Linked DNA regions of Homo sapiens: region 2 is linked to region 1. Evidence: chromatin loops called from intact Hi-C (ENCODE). Cell type or tissue: spleen. All regions are shown on one strand. Each heading gives the region's core, and the rest is flanking DNA. Links, peaks and the distances in the headings are about the cores only.

Evidence for each region. Hi-C counts contacts between places; a loop is a spot of excess contacts. Peaks named below come from ENCODE experiments on the same cell type or tissue, not always from the same donor. Only the 100,000 strongest peaks of a DNase experiment are listed, where the experiment ranks them.
Region 2: a loop joins it to region 1, with 2.1 times the contacts of the local background. A loop is called at or near these places in 15 of 110 quality-filtered maps.

What each region holds. Positions count from the first base shown.
Region 1 is chr2:173,947,301-173,957,856 of GRCh38, reverse strand. It overlaps SP3 (Sp3 transcription factor), which reads left to right. Exons shown (of 7, transcript NM_003111.5): 4 at 1,625-2,984. Among named protein-coding and RNA genes, the nearest start is that of SP3, 13 kb to the left of the region's middle. In spleen, for the core only: no CTCF peak of the experiment used is centred there; no DNase peak of the experiment used is centred there; H3K4me3 peaks cover 2,369 bases; H3K27ac peaks cover 1,916 bases.
Region 2 is chr2:173,900,461-173,911,016 of GRCh38, reverse strand. SP3 (Sp3 transcription factor) reads left to right here. Exons shown (of 7, transcript NM_003111.5): 7 at 760-10,242. The coding sequence ends at 1,076. Among named protein-coding and RNA genes, the nearest start is that of SP3, 60 kb to the left of the region's middle. In spleen, for the core only: no CTCF peak of the experiment used is centred there; no DNase peak of the experiment used is centred there.

The DNA.
Region 1 (10,556 bases), core at 253-5,252:
TGTATTTAAGACAGATCGCTATTTTATAGTTCAGGCCTAGAGATTTGTATTGGGTTCCACAATTTCTCAGCCTTTAGTCTCCTCCCTTTCTTTCAGTCTCCTTCATTGAGCCTTAGTTTATCTTTATAAGACACAGATGTGATTGCACCACTCACTTGCTTATAAACCTTTTATAGCTTTCACTCACTATCTACAGGATAAAGTCTAAACAATTTAGTGGGATCTGTGAAGCCATTTACAAGCGTTGATAAAAATATCTAGTCCTGTTCCCCATTACTTTCCTCTATGAATATGAGCCTTTTTGGGATCTTTTCTTCAACTCCAAACTGCATATTATTATTTAGGGTTTCTTTTTGTGATTTTATTGTTTCTATGCTTTTATTAGTGCCTCTTTTTTAACTGACTACAGGAAAATCTTATATTCTAATACTACTTTATCTCTGTATGAAATCTTTTTTTTCAATCTTGTGTCTTCCACAGAGTGTTTTGATCATATGACTAGTCTGTGCTACTTTTCACATTGTATTAGCATGGATGTGTGTATGTCTGCTTGGATTGACAGTGAACCGTTTGAAGATTGGGATTGTATGTCATGGGTTTACTCACGTGTGTATTTCATCTTGGTAAATTACGTTCAAATGTTTGAATTCAGTCATTTAACTGTGGTTCATCCACTGAAATAACTGTATATATTTCTCAACTATGTCTTCATGAAAATTAGGTAGTGAGTTTCTTTAAGAAACTTAAGATTTTTTTGTTTATCATATTTGCATTAAGTTTTATAGAATGGTTTATGTTGAGAGAACTGTGTATGTCTCAACTGATTTTTATGGTCCCATTGAGATTCCCATTGAGAATATAATGAAACCCTAGATTATCTTTCTCTCCCTCAAATTGTATTAATACACCAGAATACAAAAGGTATATGCCAGACATTCTACTGAAAACTTAGACTAGTAAGTAAAGTCACAGTGTGTATCCTCCAGCTTCTGATCCTAGAGAAACCTTTCAAATGGGGCTACGTTGTCATGTGGTCACAGGGCAATGACTTTTTCTCATTAAGTTTTTTTAAGGTCTTTGTTTTTCATTAGTTCATGGAAAAAGTAGAGTTTGATAGCTTAATGGAATAGCCCTAGCCATGAGTTTACTTTAGAGTATGTTAATAGATGCCACAAAAGAGTAGATTTCATTGTTTGATTTTAGGCTTATAGCAATAAATCTTTTCTAAGTCGGATGACTTAATACACTATGCTTATGTTTCCTTTTTATACACAAATATAATGCACCTGATTTGGTCATAGCCATCTCCACTGTTTTGTTTTGTGTTTTAACTGTGTAGTGTTAGAGATCATAGATGCAGGATTAGAAAATTGGTCTGTGGTTGTGATGAACATTCCGAGAATTTTTTTTATCCCACTCAAATAGGATGAATTGTCTTTGCAGTAACAAAACTGGAAGTGATAATTATTGTAGTTCATATAGTACTGCTCCTGTATTTGAACTCCATTGTGTTTTAAGATAAGTTGAATTTTCAGGTAGTAGGATTTATACCAGTTTTTAGAATTTTTTGAGGGTTGATTTAAATATACCACAAATATATCACCTTTTTGTTTTCTTCATCCAGACAGGTGATTTGGCTTCTGCACAGTTAGGAGGAGCACCAAACCGATGGGAGGTTTTGTCAGCCACACCTACAACTATAAAAGATGAAGCTGGTAATCTAGTCCAGATTCCAAGTGCTGCTACTTCAAGTGGGCAGTATGTTCTTCCCCTTCAGAATTTGCAGAATCAACAAATATTTTCCGTTGCACCAGGATCAGATTCATCAAATGGTACAGTGTCCAGTGTTCAATATCAAGTGATACCACAGATCCAGTCAGCAGATGGTCAGCAGGTTCAAATTGGTTTCACAGGCTCTTCAGATAATGGGGGTATAAATCAAGAAAGCAGTCAAATTCAGATCATTCCTGGCTCTAATCAAACCTTACTTGCCTCTGGAACACCTTCTGCTAACATCCAGAATCTCATACCACAGACTGGTCAAGTCCAGGTTCAGGGAGTTGCAATTGGTGGTTCATCTTTTCCTGGTCAAACCCAAGTAGTTGCTAATGTGCCTCTTGGTCTGCCAGGAAATATTACGTTTGTACCAATCAATAGTGTCGATCTAGATTCTTTGGGACTCTCGGGCAGTTCTCAGACAATGACTGCAGGCATTAATGCCGACGGACATTTGATAAACACAGGACAAGCTATGGATAGTTCAGACAATTCAGAAAGGACTGGTGAGCGGGTTTCTCCTGATATTAATGAAACTAATACTGATACAGATTTATTTGTGCCAACATCCTCTTCATCACAGTTGCCTGTTACGATAGATAGTACAGGTATATTACAACAAAACACAAATAGCTTGACTACATCTAGTGGGCAGGTTCATTCTTCAGATCTTCAGGGAAATTATATCCAGTCGCCTGTTTCTGAAGAGACACAGGCACAGAATATTCAGGTTTCTACAGCACAGCCTGTTGTACAGCATCTACAACTTCAAGAGTCTCAGCAGCCAACCAGTCAAGCCCAAATTGTGCAAGGTATTACACCACAGACAATCCATGGTGTGCAAGCCAGTGGTCAAAATATATCACAACAGGCTTTGCAAAATCTTCAGTTGCAGCTGAATCCTGGAACCTTTTTAATTCAGGCACAGACAGTGACCCCTTCTGGACAGGTAACTTGGCAAACGTTTCAAGTACAAGGGGTCCAGAACTTGCAGAATTTGCAAATACAGAATACTGCTGCCCAACAAATAACTTTGACGCCTGTTCAAACCCTCACACTTGGTCAAGTTGCGGCAGGTGGAGCCTTCACTTCAACTCCAGTTAGTCTAAGCACTGGTCAGTTGCCAAATCTACAAACAGTTACAGTGAACTCTATAGATTCTGCTGGTATACAGCTACATCCAGGAGAGAATGCTGACAGTCCTGCAGGTGAGTCTTAAGTTATGTCATGCCATAAATAAGTTCAGTGATAATACATAGAGGGAAATTTTTTGCTTTAGGTATTTATCAGCATCAGACTCACATTAGAATTAATGATCAATGTTTGTATGAAAATATGTTTGTATGAAAGTAGACATCAAAGTATCTTCCAAATTATTCTTTGAAAGTTTGTAGTTTTTGAAGTTAGGGATTCATGTTTCTATTATGCCAATTAACATTTATAGTTTTTTCTTAATTTTATATTTGTTTTGACATCTGATTGATATTGTCAGGCATTATAAAATTTTTATTTGGCAGGTAGGGTGTCTTGGTTGGCCTTAGTGTGATGTGAATTAAAATTTTTATGCATTATATTTGGTTGAGGAGTCAGGTTGGTATAGTGAAAACATGGTACAGGGAGTAAATATGCCTCAGCCACTTGCTAGGTGTGTGATTTTGACCAAGTTATTTTTCTTTCGCAAACTCAGTTTCCTTGTTGTGTAAAATGGAGGTGTTGGACTAGGTAACTGTCTAGGTGACCTTCCAGACCAAAAATTCTTTGATTCTGTGATAGTGGGCATTAAACTTAGCTGTGCTAGAAATAGTTGTCAATAGTATGGGTAGACATTTCTGAAGTCTGCTCTTTGAATGTTGTGTAAGAATTAAATAATAAAGTTTAAAAAGAGATAGTGTCATTTTTACCCTATTAATGTTGTCTGTCTAGATAACATTTGATTGAATGTTTTGTTGTGCAGTAAATCCTGAACTTTATTACTTTAATTCTGTTTTGTATTTGGATTTCTGTGGAGATTGTACTACTAACATTCTTTCACCAGGTCAGTGATTCTAAACTCTTAAATTGGGACACTTTAACTGAACTGATTGACATAACTCCCATCACCATTTAAAGATTACCTTTTTTCTTTTGATAAATTTGTGATACATGCTTAGAAAATTGAAATGGTCTTAGAACCTCAGATCCGTATTTGGAAATCCTTTAATTGCATTTAAGCCTTCTGAAGCTGTGATTATTTTTTTTTAGGGGTTGGGATTAGGATTTCTGAAACTGGTTTAGAGCAGTAGTTGTTTTTTTTTTTGTTTTGTTTTGTTTTTTGAGATGGAGTCTCGCTCTGTCACACAGGCTGGAGTGCAGTGGTGTGATCTTGGTTCACTGCAACCTCTGCCTTCTGGGTTCAAGCAATTCTCGTGCCTCAGCCTCTCGAGTAACTGGGATTAGCTCCTGAATAACTGGGATTACAGGTGCACACCACCACATCCGGCTAATTTTTGTATTTTTAGTAAAGATGAGGTTTAGTAAAGATGTTGGCCAGGCTGGTCACAAACTCCTGACCTCAAGTGATCTGCCTGTCTTGGCCTCCCAAAGTGCTGGGATTACAGGTGTGGGCCTCCCAAAGTTCTGGGATTACAGGTGTGGGTCTCCCAAAGTGCTGGGATTACAGGCGTGAGCCACCGCTCTGCTCCTGGCCTAGAACAGTAGTTCTTAAAATGTGATCTGTGGACCATTGGATATCCCTGAGACCCTCTCAGAGGTCCTTCACATCAAGCTGCACTAAGAAATTGTTTGCCTTGTTCTCTGTGTTGACACTTTCAGTGGTGGTGGATAAAACTGCTTGTGTCTTAGCATAAATCAAGGCAGTGACAGCAAACTGTAATAGTTGTTGCTGTATTCTTCATGACCATGCACTTGCAGTTAAAGAAAAATCCCAGTTTCACTCAAGAATGACCTCGATGAACCAGTAAGAAAAGATATTTACTAAATCTTGACCCTTGAGGGCTGCATGTCTTTTAAAAAATAATAGCTTTATTGGGATATAACTCACATACCGTAAAACTCACTCTTTATACAATTCACTGGTTGTAACTATGGTCATAGAGTTGTACAACCATCATCACTATCTAATTTCAGAGCATTTTTATTACCTCAAAAGGAAACCCATACCCTTTAGCAGTCACTCATCATTCACTTCCCCTCAGACCCTGACAACCACTATGCTACTTTCTGTCCCTTCAGATTTGCCAGTTATTTCGTATCAGTGTAATTGTACAATATGTGGCCTTTGGTGTTTGGTTTCTTTCATTTAGCATGATGTTTTCAAGGTTCATCTGTGTCATGGTATGTGTCATTACCTCATTTCTTTATATATGGCTGAATACTGTTCCACTGTATGGATATACCACATTTTATTTATCTACTGGTGGACATTTAGGTTGTTTACACTTTTTGGCTATTATGAATATTGCTGCTGTGAACATTTGTGTAGGTAGTATTTTGTGTGGAAATGTTTTCTTTTGGGTATGTACCTGGGACTGGATTGCTGGGTTATATGGCAATTGGGTTTAACCGGTTTTCCAAAGAGACCATACCGTTTTACATTCTCATCAGCAATGTGTTGAGAGTCCCAATTTCTCTCTAGCGCCACCAACCTTATTATTGCCCATCTTTCTGATTACAGCCATCCTAGTGGGTGTGAAGTGGTATCTTTTTATGGTTTTGGTTTGTAGTTCCTACTGCATATCTTTGTAGTAGTATTTATGATGAAATGGGAAGTATGCCTTAATAAAGCATTTTTGCTGCATATCAAAATAAGAATTGTCTTTAAAAAACCACTTTTTTCCCTCAGTTATGCAGTTCTGTGAGTTGCAAGCTGAACTAGATGCTATTTTCATCAAATACTGTTTTTACTTGAAAGAATGATAAACTGTGGTCTTGAGATTAATGTACTTAAGTGACAGATATTTCCTCAAAAAAAAAAAAAAAATGAAGTGAGCCTGTCATGTGAAGGAAAAAAACTGGAAAGCATTTGCTGCTGCAGATGACAAAATTTGTGCTTTCCAGTGAAAATTAGAATTTTAGAAAACTCAAATCTATTATGAGCTTGATACCTTCTTAATATTTTTCTGATGAGATGGATAGTGATACTAACAAAGCTTTTTTGATACTGTATTTTAATGTAATGTGCTAACACTTGGAAGATCTGTATGATAGTTCAGTGAACCGGCAGTTTTCAGATGACCAACTCATTATATTATAAAATCATGCATGAGTAAAAGATCCATTCAAAGTGCGAGATAGACCAATAACAGTATAGAAAGTTTACAGGTAGTGTCAGATTCCACATTTGGACTGAACTTGAAGAAACTGCCACCTGTTAAGTTTGGTGTAGTATTCAAAGAAAACCCACAATTGGCTGAAAGGATATTAAGTTATTCTTGCCCTTTCCAGGTAGATATCCGTGAGTAGATACTCTTCATATGGTTCAGCCCGAACCATATTGCAAGAGATTGAATGCAGGAGCAGATCTGAGACTTTAAATGTCTTCTTTTATTCACTCTAGACATTACAGAGATTTGTGAAAATGTAAAACATGGTTTTCTCATTAAACTTTTTTTGTTGTTTTGAAAAATGTTTTTCATAAAATGTTAATTTATGTTAACGTGTAATGGATTTATTTTTAAATGAACTAAATTTAAATTTCTGTTTATGATATGGTAAGTATCAGTATACACATATACTACATGAACAGAAGTTTTTTGTGAACGTCAGTAATGTGTAAGTTTGGAAAGGAGTTCTGAGACTAAAAGGTTTGAGTTAAGTGACAGACTACTGAAGACATAAAAGATAGTTTTTAGAAACTAGTTTTTAATGTGTGTACAAAATTAATGTTACAGCGTTCTATAGGTGTTAGAAAATAAATCTAGAAACTTTGATTTTTGTGGATTTATGTTGGTCATGAAATGAAGTTGGTATAAAGCACCAAGTTCTTCAGTAAAGTAATTTCTTTTCAAATGTTATCAGAATAGAAACACTGTGTATATTGAATACAAAATGGAATTTTAGTTTATTGAATGTTGCCCAGGAAGGGTAAAATAAATACTCCAGAAAGCCATTAAATTTGAATTTTGTCCTGATTTTAAAGGAACGGGGAAATTATTTGAGAAAGTAAAAGTTAAAGCAAGTGAGAATAAAAATGCTGTATAAGACATAGCATATTTAGTAATAAATTCATTTTGAGGATATAAACTTTCTCTTGGTATACTATCTTTCTAATTGGCAAGAAGGGAGATATGTTAAGATGCTTTTTCTCACTAGAAAATCAGAGCAAAACATTTTTGTTTCAGTGTTACGTGTAGTATGCCCAGATGAAAATGCTGAAAACTTTGACATCCTTGGTTTGCCTTTTTTACTTTTTTTTTTTTTTTTTAAGAGACAGGGTCTCTGTTTTCTAGGCTGGAGTGCAGTGGCATGATTATAACGCATTGTGATCTCAAACTCCTGGCCTGAGCCTCCTGAATGTGTAGAACTACAGGCTAGCGCCACCATGCCCAGCTAAGTTTTAAATTTTTTGTAGAGATGGCATCTTGCTATGTTGCCCAAGTTGGTCTTGAACTGCTAGGCACAAGCAGTCCTTTTGCCTTGGCCTCCCAAAGTGTTGGAATTATAGGCATGGGCCACTGTGCCTAGCCTGCACTTTACTTTTGATAAGCATGACATTAATGTAACAATTTCCCAAAATAAAGGAGAAAGTACTTTTTTTTTTTTTAAACCAGGGCTCTGGAACTTGCCTTTTTGTTTGTTTTTGTTAAGTTTAAAGGACCCCTTTAACAAAAATGACCTCTACTCGAGCCTGTATTAAGCAGTAAGTCTGACTTTGTTCCCTTCTTTTTTGGGGTACTTTTACTACTCCTTATCCTTTAGAAGGCAAATCTCCATCTTCCTGGAAACATCAGGCGCCAAGCTGAAACCCTACTAATCTTACATATTTCTGTCCATTTGTGGCCCACTGAGAAATGCATGCTGTTTTAGGAAACTTCATTGTTGTCTCATTTTTACTTTATCGTTGCTGTATATTTGAAACTGGGTAAGAGGAGGCAAAGTGTGAATTTATGTATCTTTCCAATGTCAAAATTTCCCCCAAATTTAAGCCAAGACTTAATTCAGTCTCTCAAATTTTAGTCCTCTGTCAGATTTTGTTTTATCTAAAATACAGTTAATCTTTCAAGACTGGGCACATTTAAAATGGAGTCAGGTGTTTGAAGTTGGAAGAAGAGTTTATAGAAGTCATTTCTTCTTAAAAGCAAACAACTTAATGTTTAGAATTCCCCATTATTCATGAAAAACTGGATAGTTGCAGGTTAACTGGTAGCTATCTTTTTTTGAGAAAATAGAAGCCTTATAAAAGGCAGGCTTTTTTAACTTAATATTTAAGTATTTAAAGATTGACAGGCGAAAGAGGGATGGATCTCTTATGGGCTCCTACTCTATCGGGTACTGTTTAGGTGTTTTTAGGTGTATTATCTCATATAATTCTTTCTTACATTAATCTATTTACTATTCTCACGGTTGGATAGGAAAGTAACTGGCCCAAGGCTTCACAACTAGGCTTTGTTCTTTTCACTCTCCTATAGTGTCTTGGCAGTGTGCTCTTTAATTTATATCAGTATTGTATTTTTCTTCCCTTTTTTTGGTTATTTTTATTTCAGATTTTTTTTTTTTCCTTTTTGAGGGTAAAATACTAGCCTTGAATAAAGTATTTTCTACATGGTAAGTGGAGGAAATGTCTTCTGAAACATTTTTATTTGTGATTCTAACAAGGTGAAAGATAAATCCTTACTGATTTTACCTAAGGGATCACTGTCAGAACTGGTTGATTATAGAAATGCACAAATACTGCTAAAAGGCCAACCCTATTGCTTGAAAAGTAGAGTGTATGATGGAAATGTGGTCTTTTTAGAGTTACAAAAAGAATAGACAAAATGTGATGACTATGATCTGTGCTGATTTTAAGTAATTGGTAGATCTCCTTTTGCCCCTCTTACACAACATAAAAGGTTGTTGTGTAAGACTTTTACACTGTTGCTTTCTGTAGACTTTAAAGTTGTCTTATCAAAAATAACCTGAGGATGGTTTATTTAGGTATCATACCACTTAGCTTGGTTATGTCTGAGTTCCTGTTCATTTGTGAATCATGTATGTATTGCATGCTATGGTCTTTAAATTTTAGAAATTAAGATTTTTATTTTAATGCTTGGGGAAAACCTATTCATATTCTGATTTTCCAACGATTTTTTTGGTTTATTAATTTTGAGACTTATAATTATTTATTTTCTGTACTTAAAGTTGATTTGCTTACAAAAGTAATACATGGCTTGATATGGAAAACAAAAACATTATGGAAATATTTAATGTAGAAAGTGAAATTTTCTCTTATCTCTTAGGAATAAGACTTAGTGTCATATATTTTAAAATATTGTCATAATTATACTGCATATACACTTTTTACAATATTGCTTAATTTTTAGTTTTAGGAGGATGAAAATAGAATAGTCGCCCCCCTTATCAGTGAGGGATAGTTCAAAGACCCCCAGTGGATCCTGAAACCTCAGGGAGTACCAAACCCTATATACACTATGGTTTTTACTATATGGTAATGAGTGGGTAGCATGTATAGTGGATAGGCTGGACAAAGGAATGATTCATGTCCCAGGTGGGATGGAATGAGACAGCATGAGATTTCTTAGTGCAAAGAATGGCATGTAATTTAAAACTTGCGAAGTCTTTATTTCTGGAATTTTTAATTTCATGTTTTCAGACTGTGATTGACTATGGGTAACAAACCATTGTGGAAAGCAAAACCTTGGATAAGGGTATAAGGACTTCCTATACTTGCTAAGTATTTAGGTCAAGAATTACATCCTATTTAATTAGCTATTAATATAGATAAAAGTACCCTACATGCAGAAAAACCCAGAGTTAGATTCATTGCTGAAAACAAGAGCCTGGAGTAGGGCTCTTTTTTGTTAAAGGGGAGCTACAAAAAGTTGTTGCTGTTTGTTATCCTGAGGTATGACTTAAATGAAGATTTACGGAGATGAGACGATGATGCAGGAAAATAGGAGGACATCAGCACAGTCTTACGACCACCACATCTGAACCAATCTGAACCATTGAACTGTTAGCTGAGTGTTTGGATTTGTGATATAGCCAGTATTACTGCTTACAAGAGTTATATATGAGTTTTGGGGCTTGCAGAAATGCCAGACCCAAAATTGTAATACTGAGAAAGAAAGAAAAAAATTGTATTCAAGATGATCCTGCAAACCTAAATTCCAAAATACATGAAGACAAAATCTGTGAAAGATAGCTGATAAAATCAACAATTAGGAGATGAATTCATGTCAGATTAAAGAAAACAAAACATTCTGTTGAAGACTTTGAAAATCAGTATGCTTGCAATTGTCAGTGAGATAAAAGAAGCAATAGCATCTATAGAAAAGAAGTGAAACAAAAACAATAAATACGGAAAAACAATCAAATCCTGTACATGAGAAACCCATTTCATTGATTCTAAGACAATTTTTTGAAATCGGAGTGCATCTTGCTATTCAAGGCATGTCAGTGTTTCTCTCTCTTTTTTTTTAAACTGGTAGTGCTTTTTCTTAGATGAAACATAAAAGTTTTTCGGGGAGAAAAAAGACAACCTTTAGAATGGATTGAGCAAATAGTAATATGCTTAGGAATTTACCCAGAATACCACACAGAGATAATGAACGAGCAGTTAA
Region 2 (10,556 bases), core at 3,728-8,727, 50 kb after region 1:
TTGATTTTTATTGATTTCTCTCTGAATTCCTTTTAGGTTGGCCTTTTGTCTTCTCTTTTGGTAATCTTGCAGAGTCGGTCTTCAACATAATAGAAGTTCAGTCTGTCTTTTGTATTTAAACTTACTTTATTCATGCTGGGAAATAAATTTAGGCATCAGGATTTTAACAGCTTTAACATCTTAACATATTAGGCTTGTTCTTGATTGTTGTAGCTGAAGTCAAGTCAGCTAGCCAGATTCATTTTTCTAAGGATTACTCATTCTTTTTGGATCTCAAGCTTGTGGTGTCATTTCTTTAATCTAGAAGTACCCTGTTGCTTTAATTCATATTTAAGAGTTGAAGGTTTAGTATCATGAACATGGCATGTTAGTATTTTAATTATAGCGTGAAAGAATATACTTTTATTTAGACTTTAAAGTGTGTTATAGATGCTTATTTTTTAGCTGGCATCTTAACACAGGTATTTCAAACAAACTCTTAGCGTAGTTGAGATATTAAAGTCTTATTTGAATATCCATCTATTATATAATACATGTTTGAAGACTGCTAGTCATCAAAAAGTAAAGATGAAAGATTTAAGGAGAAATATTCTGTAAGAGAAATCTGGCAGGGGTAGCTCGTAAAATGAATACAATTTTAATAGACCCCTGCTCCCATCCTCACCTGTCAGCGTTGACTTACTTTCTGTTTTGGGGGAGATGATTGAGCTATTAAAGTTGAATTTTTAAAACCAAGTAACTTAATTTTTTTCTTAACAGGTGAGAAGAAATTTGTTTGTCCAGAATGTTCAAAACGCTTTATGAGAAGTGACCACCTTGCCAAACATATTAAAACACACCAGAATAAAAAAGGTATTCACTCTAGCAGTACAGTGCTGGCATCTGTGGAAGCTGCGCGAGATGATACTTTGATTACTGCAGGAGGAACAACGCTTATCCTTGCAAATATTCAACAAGGTTCTGTTTCAGGGATAGGAACTGTTAATACTTCCGCCACCAGCAATCAAGATATCCTTACCAACACTGAAATACCTTTACAGCTTGTCACAGTTTCTGGAAATGAGACAATGGAGTAAATATTACACAAATACTTATTCATTGTGGTTATTTTTATACAGTAGTGAGAAGAATATTGTTCCTAAGTTCTTAGATATCTTTTTATTGATGTGCAAAAATTTTTGGATTGACAGTAACTTGGTTATACATGACACTGAAATGCCTTACTTTGTATGATATTCCATAGTATATTAAAAATGGTAAAATTGCATGGGTTTTGTAGGTACTTTTGGAATCTAGAAGAAATGAAATTTTACCAAGTTATATAAAGAGAAAATTGAATTTAACAATGCGAATGGTAGTCTAACCAAATGCATCAATCCTGTGTGGTTTAGTGTAAAAATGAGAACATGTTGGTATTTATCTATTGTAAGATAAAAAAGCTGGTGGGTGAAAGAAATCATGTTATGATAAAAAATTTTGTAATTTTCTTGATGACTGGAATTTTTATTATGCATAACTGACAAATCAAGTTTCCAAGCAAATGTTACATAGTGTAGGCTTTACTTAGCTTATCAATTTGTCATTTTGAAGCTAATTATTTTAATTAGGTTAACTATGTACAATATTTTAAGCATTACTCTTGTAAGATTTTGAAAACTACATTTTAACATGGAACTCTAGGGATAGTCACCTTTTAAATCCTGTTGAAAAGCCATGTTTAAGATTTAATTTGCCAAAATAATGTCTTGTTAATATTCTTTCAATAACGAAGTTGGGCAATATAACCAATGTTTAAAAAAGTTTAAAATGTATAAGTTGAGGCATTTGGGTGGTAAGAGAATGTTATAGTGAATTATCCCTTTTCTTGACTATTGGAGGACCAAAAAAATAAGGTGTATTGCGTCTTAGCAGTGATTTTTATCCAATCTTGTTTCCAAAAACCATGTCTCCCAGGGCCTTAAAAGCCATCATGTAAATTACCAGTAAAGTGTAACATATGCAAACATAACAAAATCACTTCCATAGTGACGATACTCCAACCATATGGATATTAGTCATAGAAGAACTAGAGGTTTTATGATATTTTTTTAAGTCTTTTTTTTTTTTGTCTAGGTAGTCAGTCTGCACTTAAATATCAATCATTTTCCTTTTTTGCTTCTTCCCTTAAAATTTATATGTATCCAGTACATTTAATTGAGAAGCGTATGTTTTTTATTATGCTGTATTTTCTTTTTATTTTTTAATTATTGTTTATATTTTCAATTCAAAAATGTACAAAATAAAGTTACATTGCTGGTCTTGTAAGAGCTATACAGTTTTCCTAAATGTATACCTGTAACTGCAGCAGTTCACCTATTTCAAAAATTTGGAATTCTGTTCATTTGTTATTCTTAAGACCACCTCAAATTTAAAGGCTACCTTATTGTACGTTTAAAGTGTATTATAACAGTGTGGTAGTTAATAAAACACTATTTTTTTTTCTTTTGAGTTTGTTGTATTCCTATGCATAAAAAATATTGCAGTGGTATGGGGTAAGAATTGGTGGTTTATTTTTCTTCAACTTGGCTTTTTATTTTTAGATTCTTGATTTTAGACACTGAATTGTAAACAGGCATTTATTTGAAGAAGAGATATATAGAGACACTGGTCATTTACTAATTTTTTACCTAGAGTAAATAAGAATGAGCTTATTAAATAAAATTTTTGAAAAAAAGTCTTAGCCCTTAGCCCACATTGATTCATATCAGTTTTATCAGTACCATTTTGCAATTTTTTTGTTTTCCGTTTTAAAGCAATGCAGAATATTTTGATTTATCGAAAACCTGAATTTACATTAAGACTCCTGAAAATGATAAGACAAGCGTTGGTAACCATGGCAGGAGTTACTTGAAAAAGTTGCCTTTGAATTTGCATGTGTTTCATCATTATAAAGGCAGAGTAGGAGGAAAGAGTATTAATGTGATTGTGTATTGTAGATGTTTTAAAGTAAAAATCAAGTTTCTTAACACATGTATACAGTGGGGGTAAAGATGTCCATTTTCTGTTTTCCAGGCCCAGTCTGACTCTGTCTGTAATACCTGATTGCATTGGAGAACTCTAGACACGCATAAACATGGACAGTTTTTCTAAATGTGAGACTTAAGCCTGTGATGTAAAATAGGAAGTTCTACTTGGAATAATATAAAGGAACCACTAGAATTTACAATTATTTTGAAGTTACAGGGATTAGATTTTGAATCTTAAAATCCTTTAGGTAATTTTTAGAATTTTTAAATTAAGATTAATGTGAAGAGAATTAAGTGAGCAGCAGGTGGTTCACTTGAGCAAACTGCCCATTAAGTCAGATTAAACCATTTGAATGATAGTAGAGATGTTTTAAGTAATACTGGATTTTTACAGTAAGTTTATGGTGTACTTTGAATCGATAGGTGTCCATGCATATTTTATGAATTCGTGGAGAATGAATGCAATGAAGAAAGTAAGTAGTCTTGAAAATTATTTAAATAAAGTTGTAGATTTTTTTAGTGCCCCCTAGGAATATATTAGTGAACTTTGGAACTTTTACCAAAGTTATGTAACCTCAGTGTAGATAATTTTAAATATTTCTATTTTTATATTTTAAAATGTTGAATATACTCTGGAAACAACATTTGAAGATTTGCTCTGATGTCAACTTTTTCTGGTTATAAAACCTATTAGTATTGTGTATAATTCTCAGGGTAGGTATACTCTAATAGGTGTTTTGTCAATTGCTTTATTTTTGTAAAGGCTAGAGTTAGTGCATATTGAATATATTTATGTACAAATAATTCCTGTTGTAACATTTAGTGGACGCGATTATCTGTATACCTCAAATTTTAATTTAAGAAAGTATCACTTAAAGAGCATCTCATTTTCTATAGATTGAGGCTTAATTACTGAAAAGTGACTCAACCAAAAAGCACATAACCTTTTAAAGGAGCTACACCTACCGCAGAAAGTCAGATGCCCTGTAAATAACTTTGGTCTTTCAAAATAGTGGCAATGCTTAAGATACTTAAAAATACACATACATATAAGCTGAAAGCATGTCAAGCCTATTTCATAGAAAATAGTTCTTAAACAGTATTGTTCATTAGAAATTGCTGGGGAGCATTTTAGAGATTCCATAGGCCTGGTAGCCACCTCAGCTTACTAAATCAACATCTCTGGAGATGGAGTGTATATGTGTTTTGAAACAGCTGCTCAAGTGGTTCTGTTAAACACTCCTGCGTTACAATCACTTAAAATAGAGCAAGCATCCCCTTAGGCTCTTAATTGTAGTTTAAATTCCAGTACTGCCTACTCAGACCCAAAAGTTTTGTTTTATGAAAAATTTGTATTGTGTTCAATATTGTTTGAAATTTGGGGTTGTTGCATAAATGATTATGGAATAACATTTGGTTTTAAAATAATATAAACTGACATGTTATGCTACCTGTTACACAATTTGGTTTTCAGTTTTAATTATATGAAGCTGGTAACAATCGTTTTTGTTGTAAAAGAATTATTTTTCACTAAACAGTATGTTTAAAACTGACTGCCATGAATGAGTACTAAGTCTTTTGTTGTCTGACAATAAGCACAAAACAAATTAATTGATATCTTTGGTACAAATTTGATATTTTTGTGAAATCACCTCATAATTTTATTTAGTGTTGAAGAAACAACATTGGCCCCTTGCCTTGTTCAGACAGATTTGCGTATAATGTAAATATATATATTAGTGGCAGAAACAAAGTACTGTAGAAACCTAGAAGAGGGAGAATTCTGCATGAAGTCTGGGAAACTCAGCAGAAATGGCGTTTGCAAAGGTACAGTGTGGTATGTTGGGTGATGGGGGACTTTGTGAGGGACAGAGTGGAAAAATTTTTAAGAGGGGCTGCCAAATTGCAAAAGAGAAGAATTTTTTTTGTCAGTGATTCCTAGTCTTTTTGGAATCCTACACCTTCTCCCCAGAAAAATTCATTCTAGTCCAGGGTTTATTGTTTGTTTTTTCCCTATATTTGACAGGGTCTGTCTCTGTCACACAGTGCAGTGGTGCAATCATGGCTTACTGCAGACTCCACTTACTGGTCTCAAGCAATCCTCCCCACTTCGGCCTCTTAAGTAGCTTGGACCACAGGTGCACACCACCATGCTCAGTTAATTTTAATTTGTTTTGTAGAGATGGGGTCTCACTATATTGCCTAGGCTGGTCTTGAATTCCTGGGCTCAAGTGATCCTTCCACCTCTGCCTCCCAAAGTGTTGGGATTATAGGCGTGAGCCACCACGCTTGGCCAAATCTGGAGTCTAAAGGGTATACAAGGTTTTTTTTTTTCCCATGTTGGCTTTTATTTGATGTTATAAAGTCTTCATGATATGAATATATTTTTTAAAAAGGTGTCATGTATATTGTCATGTAACATGATTCATGCCACTTCATTGTATTAAATACGTTTAAGATACAGTTTTTGATGTTAAGAATGATATCCTGAGAAGGCCTATCTCCTTCAGTCCTTTTCCCCATTTTTCACCTTTTAACTCTTGCTTCTGAATCTATGCTAAGCTACTTACTAGATGTGTGATATTGGTAGTTTTCTTACCTTAAAACCTCATTTTCATCATCCATGAAGAGGCTAACAATAGTACTCCCTGTTGATAGGATTGTTGTATTAAAATATAAGCATTCAGCATAGTGCCTGACTTAACGGTAGAGATTCAAATGGTAACCTCCTTCCAATGCCTTCCTCCCCCCTTAACTCTGGAGATTCCATTTTTCTGTAGTGAAGTGTTTTAGAATTTTCATTGTTTGACTATGGTTCATACATTGATTTTTCCAAAATGAGAAGAAGTCTTATTTCTAATGCAAAAATGTGAAAAGAACAGTTGGAACCTAAAGTGATAGTGGATGAAGTGTCTGAAGTGACTGCCCTATCAGAAAAGGATGGAATAAGAAGAAAAGACTGAAGCACCTAAATGTGTATTTTCTTGAGGAAATTACACCCCTGTGTAAGAGTCTATCCTATTTGAACATTTCTAAAAACCAGCCGAAGAATCTTCAGGTTCATTGCGACTGAAAGATAAAGTCTAGCACTGAAGTGGTTTTTAAGATTAGGAAAGGCCATCAGAGAAATGCAGTTATTTCTCCCCTCCATCCTTCCCCCACAAAAAAAAGTCTAAGCCTCCGATTAATCGACAACAACGAAATACAGGAAGTATTGGCTTAGTGACCTTTTAGGATATCTGTCCGACTTACATCCCTTCTCTGAGCATTACTTTCTGCCACCTTCCGTGAGGAGCTGTTCAGAAATCAGACAAGGAGTGGACATCTGGTCAAAGTTGAGCCAATTAGATGATTTCTCCTGAGAATTTGGAATTGGAAAACTGATGTCTTGGGAGGTCACATCTGGAACATACATGGGAGGCAGAGAAAGCAAAGATGACATTCAACCCCAGAAGAAAAAGAAAATGGCTTTCTTGATTCCTGATAACTTGGCAGTGTTTGTTCCAGTGTCTTGCATTTCACTATCTGCATTTCATCCTCCTGGGGTTCCACAAGATAGCCTTAAAACCTTACAGAGAGACTCCCCAACTTAGTTTTTTCTTAAGTCAGAAGGCTGTTACTTGCTACCAAATAATGCCAACTAAGACAACTGAGGTACAGTATATTCTCTCGTAAAACACCATAGAGTTGATGACTTGATCCTATAGAAAAGGGTCCCCAACCCCTGGGCCACAGACCGGTACTGGTCCCTGGTCTGTGAGGAACCACCTGGGCCACAGACTGGTCCTGGTCCCTGGTCTGTGAGGAACCAGGCCATACAGCAGGAGGTAAGCGAGCATTCCTGCCTGAGCTCTGCCTCCTGTCAGATGAGCCACAACATTAGATTCTCATAGGAGTGCGAACCCCGTTGTGAACCCCGCATGCGAGGGATCTAGGTAGTGCCCTCCTTAAGAGAATCTAATGTCTGATGATCTGAGGTAGAGCAGTTTCATCCTACAACCATCCCCACCCCCCGACCCCCATCCATGAAAAAATTGTCTTCCTCAAAACTAGTCCCTGGTGCCAAAAAGTTTGGGGACCGCCGTCCTAGGAAATACCAACAAAAAGTCACGTTTATTGCCTGCCAAGTGAGTCAGGTTTAGACAAGGCAGAACTTAGTATATAGCTTGGATGAATCAGAAAGGGTGGGCCTTGAAAGACTGGTAGAATGTGTCCAAGAAAACTGATTAAAAGCCTTAGAAGTCCCTCTACAGTTTCAGGACGCCCTCTTAACAGATGGCTGTATCTTTATCTGTGGTTGGTCTTGTGGAATACTGACTTTCTGCCAGCATTAGCCTGTGTTTCTATGTCACACCAAGTCACGTATATTTTCATTGTGTGTTAGGACTCAGAATAGGTTTGGGTCTTTCTTTTAATTATGTATACCCAATTACTTAGTCCTCCTCACACCCTGATCCTTTAAAAATTCTTAAGTTGTGTTAATTGCATTTTTCTCAATTCTACTCCTAGTAACTCTGTGTGTTTTTTTCCATCTTTATTCATTTAGTAAAGTTGAAACCTTTCATAGCATAATATAGTGATTAAGTGCATAGGTTTGGGACTTAGACACACATGGGCTTGCTTGTCTCCCAGTTCTGCCGCTTACCACCTATGTGACCTTTCACTCTTTACCTTTCCACTCTTAGCCTGTTCTCTAACTATAAAATGAGAATGATGCTAGCGTCATCTTCATAGAGTGATTATGGAGATAAATAAGTTAATGCATGTAAACCACTTTCCATAATGCCTGGCACATATTATATTATGTATTAGTAAATGTAAGCACTGGAAGAATCAGTAGTCTTCCTACACTTGAAAATAGTTGTCTTCAACTATTGTTGTATTAATGAGTTAATTCACCTTGTTAAGTCACCTTGATCCACCTAATTGTCAGCCAACATTTATTAACGAAACTGCTAGTATTCGTATTGTGCCTTTTTTATTATGAAACATTTCAAGAATACAGAAAAATGCAGAAAACAATGTAACAAATACCTAAGTATCTATCACCCAACTTTTATAGTCTTATTTTTACCTATATATTTTTTCTTTTAGAAAGGAATGATCACAGTTGTGCCTGAAATCTGTATAGCCCTGTCTCATTTCATTTGTCTCCCTTTACCCACATAAGTAATTGCAGCTCTGAATTTGATGTTTATCAGAATGATACCATGAGTGGTTTTATATCCTTATTATATGTATGCATACCTAGGATTGTTTTTCTGATTTTGAAACTTCATATAAATGGTATCATTCTGTACAAAACCTTCTGGGACTTGTTTTACCACTCATGTTTTTGAGATGTATCCACACTACCATCTTTCTCTAAATCATTCATTTAAATGCTGTAGTTCATTGAATAAGTTTATCACAATGTATCCATTTTCTTCTTGATGAGCATCTCAGTTATTTCCAATTTTTGACTTATAAACAATGCTGCAATGAAATAATTGACATATTTCCTTGTGTACATGTGAGCATTTCTTGAGATATGTATCTAGAACTTGAATCACTGGCCAACAGGATATTCTTAATCTTCAGTTTCACCAGATACTTCCAAATTGATCTCCATAACATGCATACCAAATTATATTCCTACCAGCCATTTATAGGAGTTCACATTTTTTCCATACCCTCCCAATCCTGCCTTGGCAGATATGTTTTTTCCAATGAATAACAATGAAATTTTGTTTTGGGATTTGACAAAATGATTCTAGATTCATCTGGAAGAAAAGCAAGTATAAGTAAGAAATTTAAAAGGGACCTGAAAAACTAAGCAATGGATATATTTAAAAATTGGTACCAGTAGGGATAACCAAATATTTGTTAACTGTAGCAGAAACAATGCATGTTTTTCTCACTGGTTCCACCTTCTATCTCTCAGTCAAGCCCTGCCCAGGTGTGGTAGTCCTCATAGTCTCTCACTGTAGGGGTCTTCTCACATAGTAGACCACTCTCTTGAGTTGAATATTGAAAAGAAGGCTTGGCCGGGGGCAGTGGCTCATGCCTGTGGTCCCAGCACTTTGGGAAGCTGAGTCGAGCGGATTGCTTGAGGTCAGCAGTTCGAGAGCAGCCTGACTAACATGGTGATGAAAAGTACAAAATTAGCTGGGGGTGGTGGCGCATGCCTGCAATCCCAGCTACTCGGGAGGCTGAGGCACGAGAATCGCTTGAACGCAGGAGGCATAGGTTGCAGTGAGCCGAGATTGCACCACTGCACTCCAGCCTGGGCGACAGAGCAAGATTTCGTCTCAAAAAAAAAAAAAAAAAAAAAAAAGGCTTAAGTCCAACTAACTGTTTCCCTGCTGTTCATTTTATCCAACGGCTGGGGATATAGGCTACTGCACATGATGGGTTGATGGATGTGAAATGATAACTCATGACTTTAATTCTAATTTTTCTATATTCTGGTGAGGTTGAGCATATTTTTACAAGTTCATAATCCATTTTCCTCTGATGGGAGTTGCCTGTTTGAATCCTTTGCCCACTTGCTTTTTGGGGTTATTTGCAATTTTTTGCATTGATCTTCAAACATTCTTAATTAATCCCAGGTACATATTATTTTATATATAAGATATATTTTAGAGATATATAGGCTGATAGTATCTTTTCTCAGTCTAAGGCTTATCTTTTAATTTTGTTTATGGTGTTTTGTGTGTGTTGTTTTGCAGAAGTTTTATTGTATCTGAATTGTGGCTTTTGTGTCTTAAGAAATTCTTTACCTACTGTCATAAAAATTTTTGTCTAAAAATTTTATGATTTTGCCTTTCTATTTATCTTGTTAATTCACTTTGAAATTACTTTTGTTTATGGCATAAAGTCCATTATTTTCCATATGGATAATCAGTTGTCTTAGCAGTTTATTGAATGGTCCAACGTTTCCCTGCTGATTATAATGCCCTCTCTGTTATTTATCCTAAATTCTTGACATCCGGTAAGGAAGTCTCCTCTGCCCACCCTTCTCTGTATTTCAAAATGGTTTTGACTGTTCTTGACCCCTTGCTCTTTCTGTGAACTTTAGGATTAAATGATTATGTAGAATTAAACAATCGGGTTAAGGTTTTTTATTAGAATTACATTGAATCTATAGATTAATTTGGGGAAAGAATGTTATCTTTCTATCCATGATAATTCTGTATCTCTCCATTAATTCAAGTCTTTAATGGTTTTTAAAAATAAATTATTGTCTCTTTGAAAATCCTTACACATCCTTTATTGCACTGATTCGTATGTAGTTTATGTTTTTGTTGTTGCTTTGGAGAATAGGCTTCTTAAAATTAAATGTTTAAATTGATCAATGCTGGAGTATATAAATGCTATTGATATTTGTAAAATGATTTTGTCTAATAATCTTACATAATTCTTTTGCTGTTCTAATAGTTTGCCTGTAGATCCTATACGATTTTCTGTGGAGACAGTCATATTGTCCTCAAAGAAGAAAATGTTTGTCTCTTCATTTCCAAGTCTTGTGCCTCTACTTTTAATCAACAGCTTAATGTTAAACAGAAGTGG